2 separate regions of the Homo sapiens genome follow, and region 1 is linked to region 2. The links are chromatin contacts, found by Hi-C or POLR2A ChIA-PET in ENCODE. All regions are on one chromosome and are shown on one strand. The core of a region is the stretch at or near the end of the contact, and the rest is flanking DNA. Distances in the headings are between cores, read along the strand shown. Region 1 holds the start of TRMT6 (tRNA methyltransferase 6 non-catalytic subunit). Region 2 holds the start of PCNA-AS1 (PCNA antisense RNA 1).

What was found. A loop is a pair of places that touch in the nucleus more often than their neighbours do. ChIA-PET counts read pairs that join two places held with the same protein, here RNA polymerase II (POLR2A). Pooled maps may share reads with other maps.
Region 1: a loop to region 2 is called in a map of CD4-positive, alpha-beta T cell, with 9 times the contacts of the local background. The contact joins the promoter of TRMT6 here to the promoter of PCNA-AS1 in region 2. A Hi-C loop is called at or near these places in 6 of 168 maps with a recorded cell type or tissue (CD4-positive, alpha-beta T cell, CD8-positive, alpha-beta T cell, OCI-LY7 and 1 more), 16 of 37 single-sample maps with no recorded cell type and 18 of 50 pooled maps. POLR2A ChIA-PET finds 5 or more read pairs at or near these places in 7 of 52 experiments (Caco-2, H1, HEK293 and 4 more).

The regions. Positions count from the first base shown.
Region 1 is chr20:5,947,654-5,952,093 of GRCh38, forward strand. TRMT6 (tRNA methyltransferase 6 non-catalytic subunit) reads right to left here and starts at 2,880. Exons shown (of 11, transcript NM_015939.5): 1 at 2,625-2,880. The coding sequence starts at 2,752. It overlaps MCM8 (minichromosome maintenance 8 homologous recombination repair factor), which reads left to right and starts at 2,999. Exons shown (of 19, transcript NM_032485.6): 1 at 2,999-3,370; 2 at 4,358-4,440. The coding sequence starts at 4,363. RefSeq lists an enhancer at 2,876-3,015.
Region 2 is chr20:5,117,561-5,121,745 of GRCh38, forward strand. It overlaps PCNA-AS1 (PCNA antisense RNA 1), which reads left to right and starts at 2,026. Exons shown (of 1, transcript NR_028370.1): 1 at 2,026-2,409. It overlaps PCNA (proliferating cell nuclear antigen), which reads right to left and starts at 2,398. Exons shown (of 6, transcript NM_182649.2): 1 at 2,018-2,398; 2 at 1,209-1,306; 3 at 1,050-1,117; 4 at 1-104. The coding sequence starts at 2,238. LOC124900464 (small nucleolar RNA SNORA26) reads right to left here and starts at 3,979; the gene lies at 3,857-3,979. RefSeq lists enhancers at 972-1,852, 1,592-1,741, 1,853-2,733, 2,182-2,351, 2,482-2,931 and a silencer at 1,932-1,991.

The sequences.
Region 1 (4,440 bases), core at 1,630-4,129, 830 kb after region 2:
ACAGACACTCAAAATATTTGCTAATGTAAACCTCCTCAGATGTTGCAATTCAGCTCAGCCCAGATGTGCACCCCCTATCCTCATCCTTTAATCACCTAGGTGCTTTGAAACACTGGATCTGGCCAGGTGTGGTGGGTCACACTTGTAATCCCAGAACTGTGGGAGGCCAGGTGGGTCACTTGAGTCCAGGAGTTTGAGACCAGCCTGGCTGACGGGGAAAAACTCCGTCTCTACAAAAAATAAAAAAATTAGCCAGGTGTAGTGGCACACACCTGTAGTCCCAGCTACTTGGGAGGCTGAAGCAGGAGGGTCACTTGAATTCAGGAGTTTCTCTACAAAAAGTACACAAATTAGTTACTGAGGAGGCTGAGGTGGAAGATTGCTTGAGCCCAAGAGGCAGTGGTTGCAGTGAGCCAAGTTCACGCCACTACACTCTAGCCTGGGGGACCGAGTGAGATCCCGTCTCACAAAACAAACAAACAGACAAACCAAACAAAAACACTGGATCTGAGATGGGTGGGTTTACCTCTCTGAGAGCCTATGTGATATGCAGAGGGGATGATGCGTGTCACTTAAAACTGGCTGGTTTGACAGGTCACTGCCCCAGTCGGGAATGTGGGGCCCCGTTAGAGGGATAAGGAGGCCACATCTTTACTGGGAAGGAGTAGGATTTGCAGAGTCTACTTCTCAGAGAGCCTGGACTGTTTTTTGCCCAATCAGATGAGTGTAGCCCCAAGGGTGATGAGGGAGTCTGACCTGGGATGCAGCTGAGCTGAGAGAGTCATTTCCTAAATAAAATGGAAACTGCCACTATGACTTCTGCGAAGAAGAGGGCCTGTTGAAAAGTATTTCCAAATAAATGTTTAGGGCAGTGGTCTCCAACCCTTTTGGCACCACAAAAGGGGAAGGTCAACTACTGTTCATGCCTGTAATCCCAGCACTTTGGGAGGCTGAGGTGGCCGGAATTACTTGAGCCCAGGAATTGGAGACTAGCCTAGACAACATAGTGAAACTCTGTCTCTGCAAAAAAAATTAATTAGTTTAAAAAAGAAAAAAAAGAAGAATTTAAAAATGGTTAAAGGTTGGTGCAGGTATTACATTTCCGGACTAAAAGAAACATACCCCTCATAAAAGAAACTTTTTATCTTTACTAAATTAGTGCTTGTGCAAAAAGCTTGGTTATCACCAGCTTAGTGCTCTGGAGACTTGTTTCTTGACTATTTTATGATGCTTGCTTCACCTTAAATACCAGTCAACAGTTTGCTTAAACCAGGAGTAAAAGAATTCATCTGAAGTAAGTACTTATCAGAAATTCCAAATCTCATACTTCCCAGTCTGCAGAAAGCTGTTCTCCTGACATTGCATTCAACTTATCTCTGTCAAAAGTAATACAATAACCTAGCTCAAAAGAAACTGTGGCCAGGTGCGGTGGCTCACACCTGTAATCCCAGCACTTTGGGAGGCCGAGGCGGGTGGATCACCTGAGGTCAGGAGTTCGAGATCAGCCTGGCCAACATGGTGAAACCCCGTCTCTACTAAAAATACAAAAAAAAAAAAAAAAGATTAGCCGAGTGTGATGGTGCCAGAGTCCCAGCCACTAGGGAGGCTGAGGCAGGAGAATCGCTTGAACCTCGGAGGCAGAGGCTGCAATGAGCCGAGATTGCACTACTGCCCTAAAGCCTGGGTGACAAAGCAAGACTCCGTCTCAAAAACAAAAACACTGTGGTTGTATTTCTCAGATAAATTAATCCAAATATCCCAATAAATTTTCACCATTAATAAGCTCTTAGGACTTAACAACCTCACCAGCCCTTCCAGAAAGTTATCAAAATCCCACTTCTTTACTTCTATAAAACAGAGCGATACTAGCCAGCAGGTGCACAAACCAAACCTAATTTGGAGTTCTGAGGCCTTGAGCAAATTGCTTTTTAGCAATTTTCCCAGCGTTGAATCCTTTGGTGAGTAAAACGAGGGAAACTCAAAGTGATTCCACACTCTGTGGTGAATTGTCTCCTTCATCTATTCTGTGTATCCTGCTTGGGTAGAGAAGAGGATAGAAAGCCAGACTAGGTAGGAGACGTTTCATTTTTTGTGGGATAGATCCTGACTGGGGGATTAGGGAAGAAGGAGGATCTATGGTGGAAAAAAAGGGGGAACCTGAAGGAGACTCTGGAGACAAGGATGAGATCCTAAAGTGAAGAAAGGAGGGGGTGTCTCTGGAAAGACAGTGAAGATCCCAAGGTCCTAGGGAAAGAACTTCAGGACAGGTGATTAGGGTGTGGAGAGGGAGGCATTGGCACCCTAGGGCCAAGAATGGAATTCTGGGGAAGGAACTCTGTGGAAAGACTGAAAAGGATGCTGAAGGTGGACGGCCAGATATGAAATCATGGAGGGGGCTCCGGGAAAAACAGGAGGGTTAAGGGAGATTATGAGGTTCGAAGACGGGATCCTGGTGGAAAAGCCTTCTGTGACAGAAAGACCCGAGGAGACAACGAGGGCGGGGAATGGGGACCGAGAGAGCCAAGAATGGCACCCTGGCGGAAGAATTCTGTGGAGAAACCTGGAGGGAGGGGGTATCTACAAGGTGGGGGCGGGAGACCCCTAAAATCAGCGATCTGACTTACTTTCTCCGCTGGACTTGTACTGCTTTAAACACATCTTCACGTTTCAGCACCACGAAGTCGCCGTCGCGGATGCGGTGGTCTCCGGGATGCTGTGGTTGTGGGCCCGGCTGCTCCCCTGAGCCCTCCATGACGCTCAGCCGGTCGCCGTGCTCCACGGCGTCCCGCCCCTCCTCCTCGGTTGTCGCCACCGCCAGCCTCACTTCCCACAACCTGGCGCACTAGGAGCCCTCCGACCGGCACCGCCCCCACGTGTTGCACGCCGCTTCCGCTTTCCGGCCCAGACCTCAAGACCGCTTCCGGAAGCCTCTCGGCTTCCGTCTGGCCAAACTCCTTGATTGGCTGCACTCCGCCCCGCCCCTCTCGTCTTGCCGCTTCTTTGAGCGGAAGTTGGATCACTGAAGCGCCAAAAAAGAATTTAGGGGAAGACCTGATTTTCGCTTGAGGCATTTTTGCGGCGCTGTGCGCTACAGACACCTTCTGGAAGCTGCGGTGGGGAAACTGAGTTTCCCGAGCCGTTGAGACAGATGGGGTTCAGCACCGCGCGGGGACGACAGGAAAGCTGCGGCTGAAGAGAACTGCGGACTTGGCAGGAGTCGCCTGAGGAGCTAAGATCCCGGAGACTCTTAGCCCCGTGGTGCTTCTCTACGGGAGGGAGGGAGGGAGAATCCGGCCGGACAGATCTGCGCGTATCCTGGAGCCGGCCCAGTTGTGAACTAGGAGAGCTTTGGGACCTCTGTCCCAAGCAAGTAAGAACTTTAGCCTTAGGAGATGTAAATAAAGTAGTATTTGAAGAAGCACAGGTACCCAACTGTTTCTTTTTACTCTTTCTCCAGTCCTACTTCTTAACGTTTTTTTGAATTTGTTACTGTTCTCAGCATATTGTCTCGTTTGAGAAGGGTATGGCACGCAGCGTTGTTGAAGGAGCGCCTCAGCTTGGGAGGCTGAAAGTTTTATCTCTGTACTGTCGACAAACAACTTTGATCTTGATCGGTTTGCTTAATTTCTTTGAGCATCAGTTTCATAATGTGTAATGCCTAATTATTGGAGCCCTGTCATGCCGTTAAATCGTGAACTTTCTAGTTACTATCTTGTTTTATTAACTAAACCCCTTTTAAGTAAGGATTTGGGTAGAGTATTTGATAATGAATTGCACTGCAGCGTACAGGTATATCTTTATTTACTTGTATACTTAGGATATGAATCATTTTTAAGTAGACGTGTATTTTATAAGAACAGTTTTGGATTTACAGAAAAACTGCACAAAAAATGGATGTGACACTGCAGGATTGACTGTATGTAAGAAGCTATGATGATGTATCCCTAGTGTCTCACAGGCCAGAATTATGTTCATCCTGTCCTGCCCTATAATAAGAAGTCTCAAATACTGCAAATAAGTTTTCATAGAGTTAATTACCTGTCCTATTTTCATTTCTGTAATGGGGACTTGTAAACAGGTACAGTACCTGTCCTTATTTTTAACCTGTGAGCGTCTAGTATACGTAAACCATATTTAATAGTTATTAAACTATTATGGTATACCTTAAAAAGCGATAGAGATTAGAAACTTAACTGCAGAATATTTGGGTCTTGTATCATAGCTGTACAACTTTGCAAGCCTGTTTGCTACTCTTGAACCTAGAATACATTAATTTTTCCCTTTTTATTAATACATTTTTAAGAGCACTATTTTCCTTACAGTTTTGGTGAAGACCTTTTTAATATCTATCTTTTAGGAGAGATGAATGGAGAGTATAGAGGCAGAGGATTTGGACGAGGAAGATTTCAAAGCTGGAAAAGGGGAAGAGGTGGTGGGAAC
Region 2 (4,185 bases), core at 776-3,275:
TTTGCACAGGAAATTACAACAGCATCTCCAATATGGCTGAGATCTCGGCATATACGTGCAAATTCACCAGAAGGCATCTTTACTACACAGCTGTACTCCTGTTCCTATTAAGAACAAAAATTTTCCAAAAGTTAATTGTTAGAAATTTAATGATTTGGCACCCTCACTTTCTTAAAAGGCAACACCTAAACAACTCAGAATCAATATTTTCTGATTACTTTAAAATATGACTTGCGTAATTTCTTAACAAACTCCACTCAAAAAAATAAATGGCTATTAAATGCACCATCCAGGGAACAAGAGCCTCCTCCTCCTCATCCTCCAGGGATAAAGTAAGAGAACATTAGAGTATGGCACAGAAATCATGATGGCGCAAGCAGGCCTAACTACTTTCTAAAAGAAAGCAAGAGAATATATTAGGCATTTTCAACATTCAAACATTTCTTCTCTCCTTTGGTGTTTATAAACCTAACCTGGATAAATTTCTTCCAAGTCAGCTTTAAAATCCACTTAATAAAAAGCAAGCATTCTAGAAGGAAACAAATTTTAAAAGAGGTTCATGGAAGTTAATGCAAATAGACAACTGGCAGTAAACAATAAATTTAACCTGTGAGTTTTAGACTTGTGGTGAACAACTATCCAAATACTAAAATCTCTCTTTGAAACATGCACCAGTAGATATATTTCTAGAAAAAGTTGTTATGAAGTAGGCTTAAATTATATTAACATATCTTGACGGAGGAGGATCACTTGAGGCCAGGAGTTCCAGACCAGCCTGGGCAAGACTGCCCCCACGCCCACACACAAAAATGAAAAAATTAGCCAGGTGTGGTGGGACAGGCCCGTAGTCCTTCCTAGCCACTTAGGAGACTAAGGCAAGAGGACTGCTTGAGCCCAGGAATCCCAGGTTAGAGAGAGCTATATGGCACTACTGCACTCCAGCCTGGGCAACAGAGCCAAGACCCTGTCTGTAAAAATAAACAAACATTCTATGACATAACTATCGTGCCTGTGTACAGCACTCTCTACAATGAGAAACTGATACTCACTGGAATTCCAAGTTGTTCAACATCTAAATCCATCAACTTCATTTCATAGTCTGAAACTTTCTCCTGGTCTACCAAAAGAAAGCAGATGCTTTTGAGAAATACTGACACAGAGTTTTGATTTTCTGTAGCTTCGTGACTCGGTAAAAAGGTACGACTTACTTGGTGCTTCAAATACTAGCGCCAAGGTATCCGCGTTATCTTCGGCCCTTAGTGTAATGATATCTTCATTGCCGGCGCATTTTAGTATTTTGGACATACTAGAAGACAGGAGACACATGCTTTAAAATCAACGCCGTCTGCTGAAGGGCTGTATTTCGAACGCGGTTAGAAGGGGTTACCACTCTCACCCATCAGGCCGTCTCAGAACTGGTGGAGGGTAAGCGGACTGCTGGAGGATGCCATTATTAATGCAGACGTTTTGGGACGCATCTGGCAGTATTTATACTAAAATACCACCAGCAGTGTCCCTTCTGGATAGAAACAATCTCCTGCCACTAAGTAGGATGACAGGCTGCCACATTTCTCGCAAGGGCATTATAAAGCATTTAAAGTCAACCGCGACTGAGCCGGGAGGATCGCTTGAGCCCAGAAGTTGGAGACCAGCCCGGGCAACACACCGAGACCGTCTCAGAAACAAGAAAGCCACAGCTAAAGCGTCCATTCAAGGCCAACAGGATTTAGTGAGCAAAGAGCCCTGGAACAGTGTTCCTGGCACTGCGGAAAAACCCTTGATTTTCCCGCCACCACCCGCTTTGTGACTTTGGCGCGAAAAAGCAGGTTCGCGCAGCAGCCAGCGCGGGCTTTTCCGAACCGCGCGCTCAGCTGGGCCCCACCCCACTGCGTGGCAGGCCAATGAGAAGGCGCGGATGGCCCACGCCAGCCAATGAGGGCTAGGCTCGAAAGCGCTCCCGCCAAGCACCGGAGGTGCAGGCGGGCCGGGGCCGGCTTCCCGGGGCCGCGAGGCTCACCTGGTGAGGTTCACGCCCATGGCCAGGTTGCGGTCGCAGCGGTAGGTGTCGAAGCCCTCAGACCGCAGGGTGAGCTGCACCAAAGAGACGTGGGACGAGTCCATGCTCTGCAGGTTTACACCGCTGGAGCTAATATCCCAGCAGGCCTCGTTGATGAGGTCCTTGAGTGCCTCCAACACCTTCTTGAGGATGGAGCCCTGGACCAGGCGCGCCTCGAACATGGTGGCGGAGTGGCAACAACGCCGCTACAGGCAGGCGGGAAGGAGGAAAGTCTAGCTGGTTTCGGCTTCAGGAGCCTCAGAGCGAGCGGGCGAACGTCGCGACGACCGGCTGAGACCTAGAAAGACAACGACCACTCTGCTACGCCTGCAACCGTTTAATGCCGCCGCGTCCGCAAGCGCGCGCTCTCACCCTGCGCCGCGTTGCGACGTCACCACGCTGTCCAGCCCACGGCCTTGCGGGGAAGACTTTAGGGCCAATCGTGTCCATGCTCCCCGCGAGGCCCGCCCCCTAGAGCATACATTGGAGGAAGCGGGCGCAGGGCGGGGCAGCGTCGCGCAGGTCTCCCCGCCTCTTTGACTCCTGAACCCGGCCGCAGAACAAGTCCGGGCATATGTGGAGATCGGGTCCCGGTCCCGGCTCGTCAAGCCCCAGCTTTATGGTGGCTCCTCAGCCTCCCACTACGTGGGTAGAAAGTTTCCAGCCACGAAAGTGAAAGTGAAATGCAAATCAAGCCTACCGGGAGGAAAAGCCTCCTTGCAGCCTGAAGAGAGTACAGCTGCTGCAAATATGCACTTTATTTTTCAATTACAGAATTGATGCGCTCGTAGGTGTCACAAGATAAAGAGGTGAATTGTTCTGTTAAACTTAGCTCCCTATCATCCTCTTAACATTCCCCCGCCAGCTCTTATAATCACTCAATCGTTCATTGTATAAAGCTTTTAAAGCTTTTTTAAAAGTTCGAATACACTTTTTTTTTTTCAAAAATGCACTCATTCCGTAAACACTTGGAAAAGTACTTAATAAAGTACATTTAATTTTATGCCACGTACATCTTTTATCATATCAGTACCTCTTTAAAACATAGCATCACATGTATATAACATAATTTATCAATCTCCTGTTGTTTAACTACAAACACCTTTGAGCACTTAGGCAATTTTGGTGATATCAACTCCTTGAAGTAATACAGCTGAGTCAAAGAGCGTACACATTTAATATTTTTTCTTTTCTTTTCCTTTCTTTTTGAGATGGAGTCCTGCTCTGTCATCCAGGCTGGAGTACAGTGGCGCGATCTCAGCTCATTGCAACCTCCGCCTCCCAGGTTCAAGTGAGTCTCCTGCCTCAGCCTCCCGAGTATCTGGGATTACAGGTGCCTACCACCACCCCCGGCTAATTTTTGTATTATTATTATTATTTTTTTTTAGTAGAGACGGGGTTTCACCATGTTGGCCAGGCTGGTCTTGAACACCTGACCTGAGGTGATCCACCTGCCTCGGCCTCTCAAAGTGCTGGGATTACAGGCGTGAGCCACCACGCCCAGCCAGAAATTTTCAATTGTTACAGGATGGACAGGATTTGTTGTTTCTCTCTTGCTTTCTTCACACCACTTCTCTTTAGTTACTTTTAATACCTTGGTCAGCAGAATTCTTTAGTTTTTCTACCATGTATCTAGGTATGGAGTTAGTTTTATTTGTCTTGTTGAGGGAACTGAAGATTCATTTCAAGTCTGACATATTCTCAATCATTATGGCTTCAAATATCTCCTCTCCTTAGTCTATTCTTTATCTCTGGAATGCCTTTCTTTCCTTTTTTTTTTTTTTTTTTTTTTCCTAGTTCAGCTGTGACTCCATACAAGGTTCTAAGATGAGTTTCACAGTCTCTTCCCTGGATTTTGTGGAGACTTAACTTTACCCTTCTGTATCAGCCTCTTAAAGCACTGGGTCAGCCTTAAAAGGGAACAGGAAAGGGCATTTCTATTATAAGATGCCTTCAATTGTAATATGTACCATTATTTTATGTAGCACAAGCAAGAAAACTGTCAAACTTTTTTTTTTATTATTTTCTAGAGAGGGGAGTCTCCCTTTGACACCCAGGCTGGAGTGCAGTGGCAAGATGACTACTCACTGCCACCTCCAACTTCTAGGCTCGAGAGATCCTCTTGCCAC